2 separate regions of the Homo sapiens genome follow, and region 1 is linked to region 2. A link is an interaction called in ENCODE POLR2A ChIA-PET data of the cell type or tissue named here. Cell type or tissue: HCT116. All regions are shown on one strand. Links, peaks and the distances in the headings refer to the core of each region. The heading gives the core; the rest is flanking DNA. Region 1 has its middle 9.2 kb from the start of CROCC. Region 2 overlaps ARHGEF10L (Rho guanine nucleotide exchange factor 10 like).

Region 1 (10,500 bases), core at 573-8,572, 670 kb after region 2:
ATAGAATTAAGACAGAAAGACAGCGTGCCACTTTAGGCTTGGTCCATAAAATTATTTCTCTCCTTCCTGGTCCATCAGCTAGAAGGAAATAACTCCAAGGTCCTAGGGGATGCCGCAACCACAAGACAGAAGGGATCTCGGTCCCTGGGTCGCCACATAGAAAGCCACCTGCCAAACACCCAACAGGGCTTTTCATGAATGAGAAATAAACTTCTATTGCGCTAAGCCTCTGAGAATTCAGGGTTTCACTATCACATTAGCTAGTGTTACCTTAATTACTACCTGCAGTTCAACAGCGGGTAAGTGTTGGCTATTACTACTGTTATCATTACTATCATGAGTATTATTGGCTCTTTCTAGTCCCCAAGCTAGAACCCTGTGCCTTGTTCTAGATGCTGAGACATTATTTGGTGACCAAATACAGAGGAGACACCCTTTGTACCCTTCCCTCCCCACTACCACCCTCCAAACTTGCCTTTTGCCAGGGCTAGCGGCAGGAACTAGCCAAAAAGCCCCTCAAAGATTACTCGTTTCAAACATAGCAGCTGCTCTTATCCGCTTACCCCTTCGTTATCCTCCTGCTGCTGACTAGAAATTATGACAAAAATATTGAACCAACCACGAGCCAGGCCCTGTGCCCAAAACGTTACATCTGTCCCTTACCTGCTTTAACACTCCTGGCACCACCCTACTCACTTTACAGATGACAGCGTGAAGTCTCAGCGAAGTTAAATAATTGGCTCCAATGCACCCAGCCACAAAGAGCTCAAGTCACAGCCGCGACCTAGGTGTGCCTGATTCCAAAGGGTTTTTGTTTTTTGTTTTGTTTTGTTTTTGAGATGGAGTCTGGCTCTGTCACCCAGTCTGGAGTGCAATGGCACGATCTCGGCTGACTGCAACCTCCGCCTCCTGGGCTCAAGCAATTCTCCTGCCTCAGCCTCCTGAGTAGCTGGGATTACAGGTATGCGCCACCGCGCCCAGCTTATTTTTGTATTTTTAGTAGAGACAGGGTTTCACCATGTTGGCCAGGCTGGTCTCAAACTCCTGACCTCAAGTGATCTACCCGCCTCGGCCTCTCAAAGTGCTGGGATTATAGGCATGAGCCACTGCGCCCAGCCCAGAGTTTTAAATAATAACAGCAAGCCGGGTGCACTGACTCACACCTGTGATCCCAACACTTTGGGAGGCCAAGGTAGGAGGACTGCCTGAGCCCAGGCGTTTGAGACCAGCCCTGGCAACACAGTGAGACTCCATCTCTGCCAAAAAAATAAAAAAAATTGGCCTGGCATGGTGGCATGCACCTCCTGTAGTCCCAGTTCCTTGAGAGGCTGAGGCAGGAGGATTGCTTGAGCCTGGAAGGTTGAGGCTGCAATGAGCCGTGGTTGTGTCACTGCACTCTAGCCTGGGTGACAGAGCAAGACCCTGTCTCAAATAAACAAAAACAGTAACAGCAATGACTTCCATCCTGCAGCGCCTGCTGTGTACCTGGCACCACCCCAGGACGCCGATGTGTATTATATAAGCCACTGCCTGGACTGCTGAGATGGCTCCCCGAGGGTCTCTATGCTTCCCTGCTCATCCCCTCACCCACTCAAGTTTCACACAGTAAAGGTCATACCCCTCCCCTACCCAAGGCCCTCTACTAGCCCTTACCACACCTAAAATGAAGTTCAAAGTCCTTCCATGGCCCACAGGGCCCACCAGATCTGGCCCCACTCCACTTTTCCCACCTCATCTCCTCTCTCCCCTTCTCTCATGGCCTTTTTTTTTGAGGCAGAGTCTTGATCTGTTGCCCAGGCCTGAGCTGGAGTGCAGTGGTGCACAATCTCAGCTCACTGCAACCTCCACCTCCTGGGTTCAAGCAATTCTCCTACCTCAGCCTCCCGAGTAGCTGGGATTACAGGCATGCACCACCACGCCCAGCTAATTTTTGTATTAGTAGAGATGAGGTTTCACTGTATTGGCCAGGCTGGTCTTAAACTCCTGACCTCAAGTGATCCACCCACCTTAGCCTCCCAAAGTGCTGGAATTACAGGCATGAGCCACCACACCTGGCTGCTCATGGCCTTCTTGATTCCTCAAACACCAGGCAGGCACCCACCTCTGGGCCTTTGCACTGCCACTTTCTCTGCCTGGGACGCACTTCCCCCTTCTTTTGCACAGCTGACTCCCGCTTGTCGGCCAGATTTTGGCTCAAAAATATCACTTTCTGAGGGAGCTACCCCGACTCTCAGCTAAAGAGGTCCCTCCAGTGGCTGTTCCATTTTCTCCAACATGTATGTTGTCTGTCTCCTCCTTTTTTTTTTTTTTCTTTGAGACAAGGTCTTGCTCTGTTTTCCAGGCTGGAGTGCAGTGGCAAAATCATGGCTCACTGCAGCGTTGACCTCCTGGGCTTAAGGGATCCTCCCACCTCAGCCTCCTGAGTAGCTGGGACCACAGGTGCGTGCCACCACGTCTGGCTAATTTTTTACTTGTTGTAGAGATGAGATGTTGCCCAGGCTAGTCTCCAACTCCTGGGCTCAAGCGGTCCTCCCACCTCAGCCTCCCAAAGTGCCAGGTTGGCTTAGCTCACTGTCACTTCCACAGTGCATGGGCTAAGGCCAAAGCTCCATGAAGAGCTGCTGAATGAATTAATGAATGCTAAGAGCCAAGTAATAACATAGGATGTTAAATGGAAAAAGAAATGATTCCCCTTGGCTCTGGCTGGGGTCATGTTGGGCCACAGATGGTGTCAGCCACAGACGGGGATCACGGAAGGACACCAGCGAACACATATCCAGCCAGCATCTGCCGCATCCCAGAAGATCAGGGTGAAAACCAGGCAGTGACCCCCACAGGGGCCACTTGGGTGGAAAGGGCTGAAAGACTTGGGGAGGGGAGGGTTAAGTCAGGGAAATGTGCGCGGGTGGGGAGCCTCCGAGATCCAGGGGTTGACTCCTGGAGTCTTGCCTGAACCTCGCTGTCGTCTGCTCCCGCCACAAGATCTGTTTATTAAGCACCTGCTGTGAGCCCAGCGAAAGAAAACAGAAATCTCTGTTTTCTGGCGTAAACAGACAGATGGCACCCTGAAGTCCTCCTCCCCAGGGTCCCCATTCCCCAGTCAATCGTCTTCCCAAGGGAGCTGTGACCTGGTCACCAGAGGGGCAGACATCCGCCCCAGCATGGTCGTCAGGCTTAAGTCTGTGTGAAAATCAGGAGGGAGCTCGTTCAAAATGCCCACTCCAGAGACGCTGCCGGGCACAGAGGCCTGAGGCCGCATGGTGAGAGGCGCAAGGGGTGCAGGGCCCCATCCCCGCACAGCATCCGGCGGCCCTGCCTCCGTGGCCAGCCCAACTATGCGCTCTGGGCCTCAGTTTCCCCATCCGCACAATGGAGATGCTTCCGACTCGGCAGGGCTGCAATGAAGACGAAACCGGATCCCACACGAGGAGGGCAGTGCAGGGCGGGGCCCGCACGCAGGAGCTGCAGAGGGCATCTGCGGGGGGCAGAGGCCGTCGCGAGGGCCTCCCACGGCCGCCCGCGGAGCGAGGGGACCCCGGCCGGCGGAGGGACGGCTGCGCCCTGCAGGCCCCAGTCTCCTGTCGTGCCCCCGGCCCGCGACAATCCGGGCAGGATGGGCGGCAGGACGCGGCGGGGCATCCGCGGAGCCTGTTGGGAACGCTCTCCTGGCCTCCGGTGCCGGGCCGCGGCAGTCGCGGAACACACAGCGCCCCCAGCCCCGGTACGTGGCTCCAGCCCGCCCCCAGGCGCGCGGCCTCCTCCGCCGGGAGCGCGTCCGTCCCGCCCCCGCGCACGCGCGCGCCCCCGGCCACCTACCTTCGCGCGCCTTCGCCGCAGCCGCTGCTGCCGAGGCCGAGCGGGCCGGACCGGGCGGGGCGTCCCCGCCACGGGGCGGGGAAAACTGGGGGCGGAGCCTGCGCTGCGCGGTAGTGGGGCGGAGGCTGGGGCGGGGCCGGGCGCCGGGAGCAGCGCTTCTGCAGCGCTTACAGGGGCCGCCCTGGGCGGACACGCTCCGTGCGCCCTCCCTCTTGCCGCCTGGCACCGCCCGGCAAGCCAGGCGCCTCCTACACGCACGAACGAGGATACCAGGCGAACGAAGCACGACCCCCAAGTCCTCGCAGTTGCAAGGCCGCAGCGCAGGATCGAAACCCCGACCCGGCTGCAGAGTCCCCCTGCGGTCTGGCCGGGCCTTAAAGGCCTGAAACTCCTGAGCACTGACCCATCGCCCAGCCAGACAGAGGGACGTTTCATGCCAGCCCCGTCACAGCCCCCAGCGACGATCCCGAGGCTTCGGTGATTTGACCTGTCGGAGAGAATGCTTTTTTTTTTCCTGACTGACGTGCAGCCCTGGGGAAGGCACTCTGGCCTCAGTTTGTTCGCGAGACTCAACCCGGTGGCGCGCCTGTCTCGTGTCCTTTCCACTGTGACAGTATGTTCGTTCCACCCTCTCACTGGACTTGGACCTCCTTCTGTTATTGAAGGCATTGGATGAAATCATGCTTTTTTTTTTTTTTGAGGGAGTCTTGCTCTATTGCCCAGGCTGGAGTGCAGTGGCATGATCTTGGCTAAACGCAACCTCTGCCCCAGCCTCCTGAGTAGCTTGGACTACAGGCGCCCGCCGCCACGCTCGGCTAATTTTTGTATTTTCAGTAGAGACGGGGTTTCACCATATTGGCCAGGCTGGTCTCAAACTGCTGACCTCGCGATCCACCCGCCTCAGCTTCCCAAAGTACTGGGAGTACAGGCGTGAGCCACTGCACCCGGGCGAGATCATTCATTTTCAAAGGGAGAGGCAGCTCTGAATCTCCAGGGCTAAGAGAGGGATGTGTTTGGTTTGAAAAAGCATGTTTAAGTTAATGATTTTGTGCTTTTTCCAAACACAGTACCCAGAGAGAACGGCCAGCAGGCCCTCGGCTGATGGTTGCTTCTGTGTTTCCTGCGTGGTAGGAGGGAAGCAGTGGAAGTTCCATCTTCGTCAAAGAGGAACCTGTCTGTGACATCTGAAACACTGCACTAAAGGCTGCCAGTGTGCCCTTCGGGCTCTGAAACCCGGCCCGGTGCAAGCAAGACTGTGGCCTGGACCAGGGCTGAGAGCTGTTTGTCAGGAGAGATTCGGGCCATTCCCTGGGATTTGGGGTGGAAGGGTGATGTTACCAAGATTGGAAGGAAGGTCACAGTTTCCCTGAGGTGTCCCTGGCCCAACTGCAGGAGGGCTGACTGACATCTGCCAGTATGCACAGCCAGTCCCTGGATGCCCAGCATGGCCCAGGTCTGTGTGACCCTGTCTGGAGTCCCCAGACTTGCTATGTCCCTACCCAGGCCCTGGTGGGCTCATGACCTCACTAGTCCAGTTCTGATGCTGCCTGTCCCTGTGAAGCCCACTCCAGTGTTCATATCACCAGGGCTGGGCTCAGGCCTGTGTCCTTGCCACTCCCTCCAGGGCACCTTGGGTCTCCCTTGGTGACAGTACCTGCACCCTGCAGGCAGCCTGCGCTGGCTGTGAACCACACTGCCGCCTACTTCCTCTTCTATGTTCCCGCTCTGTCTACAGTCCCCTCTGAACACTCCCGTGAAGCAGGTTCTAGGATCATCTCCATTTTATAGAAGGGGAGATTGAGGATCAGAGACATGTAGTCACTTGCCCAAGGACACACAGCAGGAAGTTCAATGGCTTCCAATCCCATGCTCTTTCCTCTCTACCATGCTGCTTCACTTGAGGTTTTTAACAGGGGGTGGCAAACACAGCTCCTCTCCCCTTGACCCTCTCACTCCCAAAGCCCACAGGACCCTGCCGCAGGGTGGCACATACTCATCTCCTTGGGGGGTCCTCCAGCTCCCTTCTCTGTGAAGAGCCTAGGTTCCTTGCTGTGCTGAGTCCTTGGCTCTGCTCAGCTCAGCCTGACCGGGCTGCGGTCATTTGAATCCCCAGTGCTGCCACCCACCGGTCACCCTGTCCTGTCACCAGGTGGTGACTGGCCCAGTGACCCCCAGGACCACTCACCAGAAAAGAATCATGCCAGGTGCTCACCTGCTCACTGCAGAGGGCTCTAAATCTGCAACTCAGGTAACAGGGAAACAAGTAACTGATTGGAGTTACCACCCTCAGGTTGCTAAGGCCAAGTGCCTGCCAAATCCAGCGGCTCGGCTGGGGTGGACTCTGCCCACCATCAGCAAAACCACATTCACCAGGAGGCTTAGAGGACAGTGCTCTGGTTAACTGGATTTGCTGGGCATCTGAAGGCTAACTTGCAGAGTCTATCATGCCAGACTTTAATAGCAAAAAGTTAGAAAGACCTAAACGTTCAGCAGTAGGGGACTTGTATAATAAACCATGGGTTATTCATATAATGGGATACTATGATATCATTCCAAATGTTATAGAAGAACATTCAATGACTGGAGAGATGGTTACGATATATTAAGTGAAAAGTTCAGAAGAGTAATACAGGGATAAGCCCATATTGTAGAAATAATAATGATTTCTTTCTTTTTTTTTTTTTTTTTTGGCTCTTGTCACCCAGGCTGGAGTACAATGGCACGATCTCGGCTCACTGCAACCTCTGCCTCCTGGGTTCAAGCAATTCTCTTGCCTCAGCCTCCCAAGTAGCTGGGATTACAGGTGCCCGCCACCACGCCTAGCTAATTTTTGTATTTTTAGTAGAGATGGGGTTTCACCATGTTGGCCAGGCTGGTCTGGAACTCCTGACTTCAAGTGATCCACCCATCTCGGCCTCCTGAAGTGCTGGGATTACAGGCATGAGCCACCAGCCCAATAATTCACTCCCAACACAATAATTTTTTAAAAAAACATTTTGTAGGCCGGGTGCGGTGGCTCACAGAATACTACATTTGTAGACATTTTGGTGCCTTAATGTCAGCAAGGGTTGCACAAGTTTTGATAAGCACGTATTCCAGAGATGTATAGAAATTCTAGTTACTGGCCGGGCACGGTGGCTCACGCCTGTAATCCCAGCACTTTGGGAGGGCGAGTCGGGTGGATCACGAGGTCAGGAGTTCAGGACCAGCCTGGCCAAGATGGTGAAACGCCGTTTCTACTAAAAATACAAAAATTAGCCGGGTGTGGTGGCGGGCACCTGTAATTCCAGCTACTCGGGAGGCTGAGGCAGAGAATTGCTTGAACCCGGGAGACGGAGGTAGCAGTGAGCCGAGATTGCGCCACTGCACTCCAGCCTGGGCAACAGAGTGAGACTCCGTCTCAAACAAACAAACAAACAACAACAAAAAAAAAACCCCAGAAATTCTAGTTAGTTATAAATTTTTGGGAAAGAAGCCTGGAACTAGATTCTTGCTTTAAATAATAAGGAAGTCTAATTGCCTCTAAATTCCCCAGATAAAGAGTTTTGCCTCTCGATGGTCTGCTTTGCAGCCACCAGGTGATTTTTGCTTGCCTCCGTGACCTTTTAAGTGTACGATTTTTTTTTTTGAGATGAGTCTCGCTCTGTTGCCCAGGCTGGAGTGCAGTGGCATGACCTCGGCTCACTGCAACCTCCCCTCCTAGGGTTCTAGCAATTCTCCTACGTCAGCCTCCTGAGTACCTGGGATTACAGGCACCCACCACCATGCCTGGCTAATTGTTTTGTATTTTTAGTAGAGACGGGGTTTCACCATGTTGGCCAGGCTGGTCTTGAACTCCTGACCTCAGGTGATCAACCTGCCTTGGCCTCCCCAAGTGGTAGGACTACAGGCGTGAGCCACCATGCCCAGCCCTAGGGGTGGGCTTTTTTTTTGAGACAGGGTTTCACTGTCGCCCAGGCTGGAGTGCATGAAGAGCAGTTGTTCCAGCATAATGATTACATGGTTTTTATATCATTCCATTTTCTTTCCTTTGTTGGCTTATTAGCTATAACTCTTTCTTTCTTCTGGTCTACCGCTCCCCGACTTCTTTCCCTGCTTTTGCCTTTTCAGTGAGGGCTTCAGGGTTTCCTGAATACACCTTTATCAGTGCCATCTAGTGGCATTATACCTCCTCTTCTGGCCATTATGCTAGTGTTGTCATGTAACTTGATTTCAGACATGTTATAAATCCCAGAATCCATTATTATTGCTTTTTTTAATTATTAAAAAAAGACTTAAATCATAAATAATTTAAAATAAATAAATTATTAAAAAAGATTTAAATAATAAGAACATATATATTTAACTATGTACATACCGATTTGCAGTAGTCTCCATTTCTTTGTGTAGATCCAGATTTCTGTCTGGTATCCTTATCTTTAGGCCTGGAGGACTCCTTTTGCATTTCTTGTAGTGTGGGTTGCTGAATTCTTTCATTTTTTATATGTTTTTAAATGTCCTTATTTCAGTCATATTCTTGAAAGATTTTTCACTTTGACATAGAATTCTAGGAAAACTTTATTTCTTTCAGTACTTTAGGATGTTGCCACTTTGTTTTTGTAAAACTGGCTGAAAGTGGGCTTCCTGTACTTGTTATATAATTTTGGGAATGTGTATTTAAATTAAAAACATTAAAATGGGCTGGACGAGGTGGTGCATGCCTATAGTCCCAGCACTTTGGGATGGGGAGATAGGAGGATCGCTTGAGGCCCAGAGTTGGAGACCAATATGGGCAAGATTGCAAGACTCTGTCTCTCATATATATATGAGAGACATATATATATGTGTGTATATATATATATGTGTGTGTGTATATATATGTATACATATATGTATATGTATACACACCCACACACATACATACATACATCGTGAATGTCTTAGATTCATCTTAAGTTCCACCGACAGTGAACTTAAAGTAAAATGTGCCCAACCTGAGGGTCAAACCTACCTGCTGACATGTAATTTGTGTTTATGAGACATTCTCAACAGCATTTGCTTTCCCTAGCATAGTGGTTTTCATGTTTTCCTCACACCTGAGTGTCTTAAGTGCAAAACCTGTCAGAAATCATTTCCTTTGCCAAAAGATACTTTTTTTTTTTTTGATATCAGTTCACTGCAACTTCCCCTTCCCATGTTCACAGGTTTCTCTTGCCTCAGCCTCTCGAGTAGCTGGGACTACAGGCCGGTGCCAACATACCTGGCTAATTTTTGTATTTTTCGTAGAGACAGAGTTTCGCCATGTTGGCCAGGCTGGTCTCGAACTCCTGACCTCAAGTAAAATGCCCACCTCTGCCTCCCAAAGTGTTGGGATTACAGGTGTAAGCCACCGTGCCCGGCCTGAAATACTCTTACTTTAAGGAAAAGTGCATTAAAAACAAACTTCTCAGTTGCATCTCTGGAATCCATAGAAAGCCAGGGAGAGACAATCAAGTGCTACAGGATCAAGTGCTAAACAGGGGAGGACAAAGCATGGCTTCCTAACTAGGAGTCAGGGCAAAGTTACCTGCTTTGGTTTCCAATGGAGACCGGAACTCGGTTCACCTGCAACAGGAGGACGCGGCCCAGAGGAGGCGGACTTTCTCTTCATGGTGCCTTCAGATAGGAAATCTCCTAGGATTTCTTTCTTTCCCTTTGATCTACTTCCAACGCTCCCTTTCTGTTTCTTCAGATGTTTTTTGGATCCCTAATGCGCAGGACCTAAGGGGCTGGTGCCTTTCCCTACCCTCCCTGCCTGGGTGTCTTCAGCACCCAAGCTCACCCAGAACATTACTGCCTGCCAGAGACAGTGAGGGGACCAAGGAGAGTGGCAGGTGCAGTGGGAACCACAGAGTCACCGTGTACCTGTGCTTTGTAGGCTCCTAGCAAATTGAATAAACGCCCCCTGAAGCTTCTCTGCAGGTCACAGGGAAGGGGAGGGTTGTTGCCCACCCAGTGGGAGAAGCGTCAAAAAGCATCAGGAGTATCTGGCCCTACCCCTGTGCCTGGAAGACAGACCTGGCTAGGCTGATTTTAATGGTTAGGCCCAAGGAAAAGGCCCAAGGGCGGCCCAAACCCCGACCCTGAGATTAAGGCTTTCAAATGTCTGATCGTTTTGATGTTGGTCAGTAGAATCCATCCCACCTTTATCAGGAGACTCCTTTGCCAAAATTCAGAGATCTGGGATTCCTGCTGGTTGCCACAGAGAAAGCCAATCACCGAGATGATTATTGCCAAGGAAGGCGCTTTAATAGGGTGCTGCAGTGGGGGAGATGAGAACTCAGTCTCAAATCCATCTCCCTGACCAACAAAACCAGAGGTTTATATGGCAGGGAAGAAATGTAACAATGTGTAAGAAAACAGGAACTAGGGAGGAGCAAGGAAGCAATCATGATGAATGAGGGGTCCCAGCATCTCATTGTCTGGATGAATTTCAGTTCTTTGATGGCTTTTTTGAGAGGCCTGAAGGTTGTTTCCTGAGGAAGGAACTCAGACGAAACAAATATTAAGTTTCAAGCTTTAAGACCAGCAGGGTCAATTTCTAGGTTTATCCAAAAAAGCTACATATGGGACTACTGGGTGGTTTTCAGACCAAGAAAGAAAAAGACTGTGCAGACCAAAGTCTGCAGTTAACCAAAGAAAAAACATAATTTTCTGACCAATAGG
Region 2 (11,624 bases), core at 2,108-10,107:
ACAGGGATGGAGTCCAAGTGGATCAGTGGGGGGTCTGTGTCCCTCTCAGGAGCAAGGCTGGGGACGCCCAGGGCTGCGCTGGTGTCCTCTTCATCATCACTGTCATCAAACTCAAACGCCTCTCCTGGGTCGTCCTCTGCCTCAGAGGAGGGGCCTGGGACTCCTGGAACCAGCTGATCTCCTGGAAGAGAGAAGGAGTTGGCCAGGCTGCAGGATCTCCGAGGTTTGGTCAATGGAGAGATGGCTGGGGTAGGTGGGCATGGCTGGAACTGGGTGAGCACCTCAGGTCTGAGCCAGGGAATGAGAGCCATCAAACTCAAGCCACATGGCCCTACAGTGCTGGTAAGGCCGGGGGGAGGGGGTTGGGTTAGGTCTCTAAGCAAGTGGCAGTTGAGGGAGGGAAGGGAGTGTGCTCCCAGGGCGAGCCTGTGCACCTCAGTACTTCAATGTATATCTTTCCTCTTCTTATTTCGTGTTTCCCTGTTTTGTGAGCAAGGGGTCTTTTTACATGTGTGTTTATGCGTGAGCACAAGCTTATTGTATGTTTGTGTGTTGATGTGTCTGTGTGCTTTGTGTGTGCAAATGAGCACAGACAGCGCATCCTTCCCACTACACTTTATTTGGTATGTGCAGCAGCATGAAACACAGCTGCCTGGGAATGCCTGGACTTGGAGGCAGCCAGCTTGCAGGTACTAGGGCACAGACTGGCTGGGGCAGGGGAAGGCACCAAGCTCTCAGCATGGAGGTCAGCTTGCTAGGCCTCATTCCCTGCTTTTACCCTCCTGGGGAACCCCTTTCGTGACTATGAACTCCTGTCCTCCTCTCCCATTAAAGCTCAACTCAAGCAGAGAGACTGTCCCCGCCTACCCTACTACAGGAGGTGTGGCCTCTCCTTCTCTGCCCCTGCCCCTTGTTTGTACTCCCCACCAAGCTCGGATCCCTGAGAGCAGACATCTCACCTGTCTGTCCCCTCTACTCTCTGGTCCTGGACCGGCCCAGACCAGGAGCTCAGCGGCTTTTGTTACATGAGTGAAGGGATGAATTCTCTATCCTAGAGAGCACGAGAAGCCATTTCCAGCCATTTCACCACATGGAGGTTCCCCAGTCCTCTTCCTAGAAGACTTCCTTCCTAAACTCTGGGCTGAATGGAACTTCAGGAGTTCAATAACTCCATCCCCTACCTTATGCAAACCATTGCAAAACCAACGGGCAGTTTGGTTCTGTTTTTAAACATCTGCCAAGCTGACCGCCCTAAGCAGCCCTCTCGTGGGCACATGACACACAGCTTAGGCATGAGCTCTGCGCTCACATGGCCCTGTCTGAGCTCCCTGCTAGCTGTGTGGTTCTGAGCAAGTCACTTTGCCTCTCTGAATTTTGGTTTCCTCTGCAAACTGGAGAATAAAAACAGCACTTTCCCCATAAGGCTGACATGAACATCAGCTGAGCTGCAGCTTAGGTTTTCTCAGCCTTGGTACAATTGATACTTGGGACTGGATAATTCTTTTTGTGGGTGGAGAGGGGGCTATCCTGTGCACTGTAGGACGATTAGCAGCATCCCTGGCTTCTACACCCTACAGGCCCAGGGGACCCTCCAGCTGTGACAACCAAAAATGTCTCCACACATTGCCATATGTCCCCCTGGAGGGTAAAATCACCACTATCAGAGAACCACTGGGTAGGAGTAGCCCTCGGCACAGTGCCCGTATATGTAAGGATTATGACAACAACAGCCGCAGATCCTTGAGGACAAACAGGATTTTCTAGCCCATGGGTCTGCGGACCCAGCCCTGGCAAATGCTCAATAAACATTAGATGGATGGATGAGTGATGGGTGAGGAGGTGGCTGGAACAGAGAGATGGGCAGATGGTCCAGCAGATGAACAGATGGACAGATGGACATATCTGATTCCAACAGTCTCTTGGACTAGAAAAATCCAGTCACTCCCCTACAATGACCTGGAGGTTCCCAGAGCATAATATTTTGGGGGCAGATGTAAGAAACCCCTTCTTCAGCTGCTCGACTGCAATGGAAGCCCAGAGTACGCCCTCCCTCCCCAGAATGAGAAGTACCCAACTTCCTCTGAGGCCACGGAGGAGGAGACACAGCCACTCCTCCTGGGGCTTTGGGGATCCCACAGGCCAGGTCAGCAGGGGTGGACTCTGGGCAGCGATGTGGCCTGTAGAGCAAACTCCTTCCCCAGGTGTCATGAAGCAAGTCCTGAGAGATCCCGAGCTGTGCCCCAGGCAGCTTCCTGATCCAGCCTCAGGATCACCTCCATTTACCCAAGACCCCAGAGACAGAAGCAAAGCAATGTGCCCACAGTCAGCAGCTAAGAGGATGGGGATGGACTGGAACCCAGCTCCATTCACCCTCCATACTCTTCTACTAAGCCCTCAGACATTCTGCCCTGCGCTGACAGAAAGGGCTTGGGTGGGAGCTGGATCTGTGGTTTTCGGACGCAGTTCCCAACCCCTGGTAGCTCATAAGTTTAATTAGGGGATTCCCAATCAGCATTGTATTTGGTGTTTGGATTGATAGCTTGTTTTGTTTCAGATGTTTCTAAACATTGTATTCTAATATTAATAAAATCATATGGGGTATCTTTTTGATATTATAATACCAAATAAAATACATTTGGTATTGAATTATTTCAGATGTTTAAAAAATAATGTATTGTGATACTAATGAATTCACCTTGGTATAATTTCAATATTGGTTTTGACACTTCTGTTTCAGTTACATATACACATTGGGTAGGGGTGTGTGTGTGTGTGTGTGTGTGCACGCACACGTGCACATGTGCGTAGAATCTTCTGCTCATCCCTTGCTCCCTCCACTCCAGCCACACTGATCTCCTTCCTGTACCACAAATGTGCCAGGCATGCTCCTGCCTCAGGACCTTTGCACCCGCAGCCCCAGGGCCTAGCACGTTCTTCCTTCGAGTATCTTCTCCTGCTCTCCCCTCTTTCAGATCTTTACTGCGCATCATCTCTCTGCATGCTGCGGCATCTCTACTGCACGCTGCCATAGAGACCTGCTGAGACTCCCGGTTTGCCCTGCCTACTTTACCTTTCTCTATGGCTGTTGTCAGCATATGATGCCATATGCTATTTGTGTTGCTGTCTGTCTCCTCTACTCGAATATAAGCTTCACGAGGGCAGGTATTTTTGTCTGTTTTGTTTGCTGTTGCATCCTCAGCATCTAGTGTAACGTCCAGCATACAGGAGGCACGTGATAAGCATTTGTCCCCCTGTTGTCATGTCTATGGGTGGTAATTTTCAAAGTTTAAAACATAGGCTGGGTGCTGTGGCTGACGCCTGTAATCCCAGCACTTTGGGAGCCTGGGGCAGGAGGATGGCTTCAGCTCAAAAGCTTGTGACCAGCCCAGGTAACATGGTGAGACCTTGTCTCTACTAAAAATGAGAAAATTAGCCAGGTGTAGTAGCATACACCTGTAGTCCCAGCTACTTGGGAGGCTGAGGTGGAGGGATCACTTGAACCCAGGAGTTCAAGGCTGCACTGAGCCATGATTGTGCCACTGCACCCCAGCCTGGGTGACAAAGCGAGACTCTGTCTCAAAAAAAAATAAACAAAAGTAAAAATTTTTTAATAATTTTAAAATCGGCTGGGTGTGGTGGTATGTGCCGGCAGTCTCAGCTACTCAGGAGGCTGTAGCAGGAGAATGGCTTGAGCCCAGGAATTTGAGGCTGCAGTGAGCCATGATCACACCATTGTACTCCAGCCTGGGTAACAGAGCAAAATCCTGTCTCAAAAAAAAATTTGTTTAAATACTGGAATAAATGACCACAAAGTCCCTACCCACTATTTTGGGGGTACCAGCTACAGGCCCATCCTGACTTACACAGGGTTTTCTTAGCCTCTCAGTGCCCACTGGTCCTTGCCTAAGTGAATCTGCTGGGCAGGGAGTGGGGGTGGGGGTCTCCCTTTATATGTGGATGGTGTCACTGCAGTGACTAAGGTTCTAGAGTCGGGCCACCTGGGTTCAGCTCAGACTCCAGCTCACCCAGGTACCAGCTGGATGAGTGTCGGGTTATTTGACCCCCTCCTAGTTTCCTGATCTCTAAAATGAGGTCAATAACAGCAACTACCTCACAGGGTTGTTGGGAGGAGGGAATGAATGAACATAAATAAAGCACCTGGTGCAGGGTGCGTGCTCACCAAATGTTAGCTTTTCTGACGATGATGATTCTGCTTATTATTATCACCATCGTTACATCATCACTGTCGTATTATTACCACCATTATCACTGTTATTATTATGATTACAGCCTTGTCATAGCCCAGTCCCTGCTGCTGGGTGAGAAGGGCAGTCCTCTCCAACTCACAGGCAAGACCCGGCCTCAGGCAACCCTGCCCCCAGCCATGTCCAGGGACTCAGGTCATTTCTACACCTTCTTTTTTTTTTTTTTTTTTTTTAAATGAAGCTCACTCTGTCACCCAGGCTGGAGGGCAGTGGTGCGATCATGGCTCACTGCAGCCTCAACCTCCTGGGCTCAAGTGATCCTCCTACTTCAGACTCCCAGGTAGCATCACCATGCCCAGCTATTTTTTTTTTTTTTCATTTTTTGTAGAGACAGGGTTCCACTCTGTTGTCCAGACTGGTCTCAAACTCTGGAGCTCAAGCAAGGTTTCTCAAAGTGCTAGGATTATAGGCATGAGCCACTGTGCCTGGCCTGCACCTCCTCCCTTTAAGAGTACAAATAGCTTCAGTTATCCATGCATGCAGTGAGCAGCTCCCAGCATCCAGTGGGCAGGGAGGGGGAAGGAAAGGTAAGACACAGTCCTGGGGTTCGGGGTGGGTGACTGTGAGCTCCCCTCCGGAGCTCACTGTGAGGCTGACAGGACAGAGCCAGCAGGAGAAAACCAAAAACCTCAGAGACTGAGACGGTGCCAAGAGGAAGGGGCTGGGGCTCTCTGGGGCTTCAGGAAGGGCTCCGAGGATGAGGCTGCCCTCGCACTGAGCCTTAAAGGATGAGAAAAGGCCTGACAAGCTCCAACTAAAGCGTGGATTCCAGGCAGAGGCCACAGCAAAGACAGAGAACAAACACCAAGTGCCCCGGGGGTGCTGAAGACACGCGCAGGAATGAAGGTCATTAGACAGTTGACAAGGTGCGTGGGGAATCCCCTACTCAGGAATTTGAATTTAATTTGGGAAGGTAATGGGAAGCTCTCAGAGAATGAGAAAATGGCAAAGAGCTGGGTTCACCCAGATGATACTAGCCAGCAATATTAGAAAGAGCTGGAACAACAAATATTTGTCAAATGTTTGCTGAACAGAACAGAATTGACTTAGTCATAAATTTTTTTTTCTCACTCCCCATGTTCAGGTTCAGGCCTCTTGGTGGGGAGAGGAAAGGGAACAGGTGCCCATGGCAGCAGGGGCGGGATGGGGCAAGGCCAGGCATGCTGGGACCCAAATCCCAGTCATGAATTGGGAGGTGAGATGTGCTTGTCTCCAAGGCCGCCTTCTATCCTCCCCCCGGCAATCAGGCATTGCTCCTTATCAGAAGGAAAACTCAGGAGGCCCATCCCAGCACAGCTGAGAGCTGAAGGAAGCCCTTCCTAATAGCCTGCAAAGGTGGCACAGCCAGAGCTGGTCACTCATGCCTCTGATGTTCCTGGACAGACCCGGTCCTTGTGAGAAAATACAAGCGAGTCCAGGAGGCGAGGGACCCTAGGAAGCCACCCATTGCCACAGGGAAGACAGGTCTGCTGTGCTGCTCCCCACCCCCCGCCCAAGAAGAACCCCGAGGCTCAGGGAGGAGGAGATGCATCATTTGGCTCTCCCAGGGGTGCAGGGCATGGCACACGCTGTCTGTCCTGCTGACACCCACGATGATAAGCACTCCCGTCAGTGAGCAATTGATTACCCCATGCCCACGCCTGACATATATTTAAACCTTGCAACAGCCCAGGAGAGGGTATCATTGTCCCCATGTTTACTGATGATGAAACTAAGCCACAGAGACAACATGTCACTTAACCAGCCCCACAGTCTAAGTGGCAGGGTCAGGATTCAAACTCAGATGGGGCTGAGGACAAAGCCCTCACTCATTACCATCTGCAATTCTGCCTCTCTCATAGTGATACAAGAGGACAGGAAGCTGCTGCCTGGGTGAAACAGCCCTGGGCCCATTTCCTCCCAGGCGGGGCCTGGATTCCACCTGCAGTGTCTGAGGCCCCAGTGCCAGGGTTGCCAAATAACATACAGGACACAGACTTGAATTTCAGATAAACGACGAATAATTTTGTTAGTATAAGTATGTATTTTTCTTTTTCTCTTTTCTTTTTTTTTTTTTTTTTTTTTTTGAGACAGTCTTGCTCTGTCACCCAGGCTGGAGTGCAGTGGTGTGATCTTGGCTCACTGCAACCTCCATCTCCCAGGTTCAAGCAATTCTCCTGCCTCAGCCTCTCAAGTAGCTGAGATTACAAGTGCCACACCATACCCAGCTAATTTTTGTATTTTTGTAGAGATGGGATTTCACCATGTTGGCCAGGCTGGTCCCGAACTCGTGACCTCAAGTGATCTGCCCGCCTCGGCCTCCCAAAGTGCTGGGATTACAGGCATGAGACACCATGCCTGGCTGTATTTTTCTTTTACTTTCTCTTTTTTTCACTAAATGCGGCAATGCTACCACTGTTCAACGGCCTGACCCTATGGCGCAACCCTCTCCTCCAACCTCAGTTCCTCACCCCTGATTTATAAGCTTCAGCCTGAGACCCCCGTGTGTTCACCTCTCCGGCGGATCTCAGGGAGACAGGAAAAGGATTGACCCTTGCTCAGAGCCTCCTCCGTGAGCAGAAAGTTACTTCTATTTTGTAGACAAGGAACGTGAGATAGAGGATGCGGCCCAGGCAGGGCCAGCAGCCAGCAGAGCAGACTTCCCACCCGGCGCCATGCTGCTCCAGAGCAAGGCCCTCCGCCGGCCCCCAGCGGCCCCCTTCTAAGAAAGGATGAGAGGGACAGGAAGCCCTGGGTACGGTACCTATGGCAGGCTGTGGAGGAGGGTTGGAGGAAGCCATCAGACAAGGTCCAGCTCAGACCAGCACCGTCCCAGCTACACACCTGTGGAAAGAAGACCAGAAATCGCATTAGCTGGAGTCAGGGCTGCAGTTTCAGCTACTGAGACAAGTCACTGGCTCACAACCTGTGCTTCAGCCCAGTGGCTCTCAGAGCACAGGGCAGCCCCAGAAAGGCCCCAGCCTCCAGCCTTCATAAATCATTAACCCATAGAAACATCAGCAGCTGTGCAGCCCAAATCCTTCTTCCCAGAAAACCCTGCAGCCACAGACCTTCCTGTTGCCAGTGCCAAGGGACCTGCAGGGACCTGCTGGGTGTCCGTCCTCATCCCCTCTGGCTTACAGGTGAAATCTGGCCCCAGAGTCCAGGATCATGCTCAGCCCCCAACCTTCCAGGAATCAGATCACACCTGACTGTCACAAATGGGGCTGGATACTTCCTCCTCCTGGCTGCCCAGGAAGCATGGGCTCCCTTAGGTCTGCCCACTCCTGTCAGTCCCTTCCGGTAGCCCTGCTGAAGGCCACTCTGACTCTGCCTCTTCCTGTCCTGCCCCATGGGTTGACCAGCAGGCAGGAGGTAACCTGGCCTTGGCACATGGGTGTGAGGAAAGCAATGGCTCCAGAGGCCAATGGCATAAGACAGGGACAGAATCCCAAATGCTCAGCGTGGGGGCACAGTTCCTCCTGGCCCAAGGTGGCACCGCCCTCCCCTCACAGTGGGAGCTCACATAAGCAAAAGGCTGATGCCTCCGGTGGGCTTCCTGGGCCCTGGAGCCAACCCTGCCCCCGCTCCCTACTGTCACCTTCAATTGTGCACTGGGGGCTGTCCTCCTAGACATCTTGTGGAGGAGAGAATGCACCCTGGAGGGAAAGCACCCAGCCCCCTGGTCTAATCTGCCCAGGCCACAAACCGGCTGTGTTCCTGTTTTCCTTTCCATTCCTAAAGGCTTTATTTTTATTAAACTGGCTTACTAAACAAAAATGAAATGCAGGTTAATGGCAATATTAGTAACAGTAGACATTCTTGCATTGCCAACGATACCTCAGACATAATTTTAAGCACTTTACAAATATTAACGTCTATTATTCCAAATTATAAATGAGAAAATGAGACCAAGAATGGTTAAGTAACTTGCCCAAGATCACACAGCTAGGAAGAGCCAGGGTTCGAACCCAGGCCATGGGGCTCTGGAGTCTGTGCTTAGAAGCAGCTACTACACTCTAGCACCTTTCAAGACTCAAACGATACAACAGGTAGACAATGAAAAGTTAGTCTCCGAGCCGGGCACAGTGTCTCACGCCTGTATCTCAGCACTTTGGGAGGCTGAGGTGGGCGGATCACTTCAGGTCAGGAGTTCGAGACCAGCCTGGCCAACGTGGTGAAACTCCATCTCTACTAAAAATACAAAAATTAGCTGGGCATGGTGGCACATGCCTTTAATCCCAGCTACTCAGTAGGCTGAGGCAGGAGAATCACTTGAACGTGGGAGGCGGAGGTTGCAGTGAGCCAAGACCGTGCCACCGCACTCCAGTCTGGGAAACAGAGCAAGACTCTGTCTCAAAAAATTAAAAAAAAAAAAGTTAGTCAACCTCCCACCCTGGTTGCCCTAATCCCCCAGTCCCCCAGAAGAGATGACTGTTACTGACTTCTCAAGAATCCTTCCAGAACTCTCCCATGCATGGGCCAACTTGCATATCTGCAGATATGCCTTGTTTCATACAGAAGGAGCACACAGCACTCACAGTGCTGCAACTGCCTTTTTAACCTAAATCTCAGTGATGATTTCAGAATAGTACTAATACATAGAAATCAACCCCACTTTTTTTAACAGCTGCATAGTAGGTTTGGTTTTGTTTTGAGGTAGGTGTTTTTTGTGGGGGTATAATTTATATAGCCCCCATCGATAGGTACTGAGGCTGCTTTGGTCTCGATTTCCCAGGTTGGAGTGCAGTGGCACAATCATGGCTCACTGTAGCCTGGAACTCCTGGGTCAAGTGATCCTCTCGCCTCAGCCTCCCCAGTAGCTGGGACTACAGGCACACACCACCATGCCTGGCTAATTTTTTAAAATTTTTTCTAGAGATAGGGTCTTACTCTGTTGCCCAGGCTGGTCCCAAACTCCTGGGCTCAAGCCATCCTCCCTTGTTGACCTCAACAAGTGCTGGGATCACAGATGTGAACCCTGACACCTGCCTGCATTTCTCACTGTGACTGATGATACCAGTTACTCTCTGCTAAGCGTGTGACTGTGCCTTTTAGACCCACGCTGAAAACTCTCAGGACTAAACTTTTACTTCAGCAAAGGATTTTGGAAAACAAACCTGTAGCTGCACGGCACTCCTGCTACAGGGCCCCCTCCCAGTGGGCTCATTCAAAACCTCTGAGGTCTGCTCAGCCTTTCTCTGAGGGCTCTGCTGCCCCAAGAGTTCCAGGAGGGAAGCAGCAGAAAGACCTATACCCATTTTACAGAAGGAAAAAGGGAGGCACTTTGCCCAGCCTCCTGTCCAAATTGCTCCTTAAATACAATTTGATGATGATACAGAAAGAGGCTGCTACTCTACCCTGGGGCCAAAACCCAGGATCCTTCCCTTCCAGGGCAGAAAGTCCAATGTCCTCCCCTTTCTTCACCCTTTGGGACTGATTCCTGCCCTCCCCTCCAAAGCCCAAGGCTTTCCCTAGAAAGGAAGAGAGACACCAACATGTATGGAGCCTGACACTTTATTAGCATTATTCTATCTAATTCTCGTAACACCCCAGCTTACGGATGAGGAAACAGAGGCTCAGAGAAGCAAATATTTGCCCCAGGTCACAGAAGCAAGAGGACAAGGTGACCACACTAGGATTCCAGCCAGTGAGCACTGACCCTAAAGCCTAATCTCAATCCTCTGATCGCACTGCCTCCCTAGCCTTTGGGGCTGGAATCTGGAAGGTGTTTGCTACAGGCTAATGCGGGGCTCTGAAGTGTCGGGACGAGGACGCAGCCCAGCAAGCCCTGCCCATACCCATAGGCCTGTGGCCACCATTTTGCACACACAGGCTGTTAGTCTCAGAAGGATGTGGACAAGGGAGTGGGGATGGCTCACAGCAGCCCCCTGCCACCACCACAGATCCTCACGGGGTTAGAAAAGAGTTCAGGTTCCCCAATACCACCTGGGTTCCACTCAGCAGCTATGAGACCTTGGATGAGTTAATCCTATCTCTGGGCCTCAGTTTACTCATCTGCAAAATGGGGATTAAAAAGTACCCACTTCAGGCCAGTCATGGTGGCTCATGCCTGTAATCCCAGCACTTTGGGAGGCCGGGGCAGGCAGATCACTTGAGGTCAGGAGTTCGAAACCAGCCTGGCCAACATGGTGAAACCCCATCTCTACTAAAAATACAAAAAATTAGCCAGCCGTGGTGGCACATGCCTGTAGTCCCAGCTACTCGAGAAGCTGAAGCAGGAGAATCACTTGAACCTGGGAGGTGGATGTTGCAGTGAGCCAAGATCACACCACTGCCACTCCAGCCTAGGCGACAGAGCAAGACTGTCTCAAAAATAAATAAATAAATAAACAATAACCATTCTCATCTTTAAAAAGAGAACTAATACAAAAGCATGGCATGTCAGAACCAGAAAGTAGCTCCAAGAGGGCAGTGTTGCTCTTGCTTTACAGATGTGGAAACTGAGTCCAAAGGAGGAGGGCACTGCCCACAGCACGGTGACTCTCCAGGCGGTGACACCGAAGGCCACGTTTAGAGGATAGGATTTGGTGCCGGGATGATTCAGGTTCAAATCCCAGCTCTGCCACTTGCCACAGCAGCAGTGAATTCCTTTCTCACTGGGGCGGTGGGAGTAAGACCAGCACCTGCTTCCTGAGCGTCCTGTGCTGATGAAATGAGGACCCAGCAGTGGGTGTGATGAATTCTACGCTCCATGCCCTGCACGGAGTAAGCTCTGGGTAGACAGGGGCCTCTGTTACCATGGGGACCCTATCCAGGCTATGCTTGGGTGGTGGGGTTATAGGAGATTGTTTTCTCTTGGAGGTCACCTTTTTAACAATGACCACCAAACCCAAGGAACAGGCGGACACTGAACAGTTCCCCTTCCTGCTACTGCGTGGAATGGCTGAGGAGGAGGCAGTGCTCAGACAAGGGAGGAAGAGGGGAGGCCCCAGCTCCCGGCTATGGGGTGTGCCCACCAGAGGCCCGGAGCAGGTTAGGCTCAGCGACGGGACCACCCAGAGCAGCCCGGCATTGGCACCTCCCTCTGCCCTCAGCTGCCCAGCTCATCACAGCAGGTGTCTTCCTGGCTTGGCTAATTTAGTCAGTGCTTATTAGTTCCCCTCCCACTAGGGTTCAAAGTCCATCTGCCCAGAGGCCCCACTAGGAAACCCTCCTCCTGCCTGCCCCTGTCCCACCCCGGGCCCCCCAAGACCATCTCCCACCCCTCACACATCAAGCTGCCCCATCCCTCTTCCACCTGAATGAGGCCTGGAGGAAGAAAACACTTGGGGGCCCTGAAAGTCTGGAAGGCTGCGCAAGTCGTGCCTTGAGGACAGGAAAGGCCGGCCTCTTTCTCTAACAAGGTCCAGGCAGAAG

What was found. Peaks named below come from ENCODE experiments on the same cell type or tissue, not always from the same donor. Only the 100,000 strongest peaks of a DNase experiment are listed, where the experiment ranks them.
Region 1: POLR2A ChIA-PET joins it to region 2 with 5 read pairs; 3 of 35 experiments call an interaction of 5 or more read pairs at or near these places.

What each region holds. Positions count from the first base shown.
Region 1 is chr1:16,907,454-16,917,953 of GRCh38, reverse strand. It overlaps a transcript of CROCC not described here. Among named protein-coding and RNA genes, the nearest start is that of CROCC, 9.2 kb to the left of the region's middle. RefSeq lists a silencer at 3,391-4,130. In HCT116, for the core only: CTCF peaks have their summits at 2,234 and 7,944 (motif pointing left); DNase peaks (open chromatin) are centred at 3,953 and 7,953; H3K4me3 peaks cover 1,960 bases; H3K27ac peaks cover 1,339 bases.
Region 2 is chr1:17,576,017-17,587,640 of GRCh38, reverse strand. It overlaps ARHGEF10L (Rho guanine nucleotide exchange factor 10 like), which reads right to left. Exons shown (of 29, transcript NM_018125.4): 2 at 7,009-7,088; 3 at 1-181. The coding sequence starts at 7,045. Among named protein-coding and RNA genes, the nearest start is that of ARHGEF10L, 42 kb to the right of the region's middle. RefSeq lists an enhancer at 5,398-6,244. In HCT116, for the core only: no CTCF peak of the experiment used is centred there; no DNase peak of the experiment used is centred there.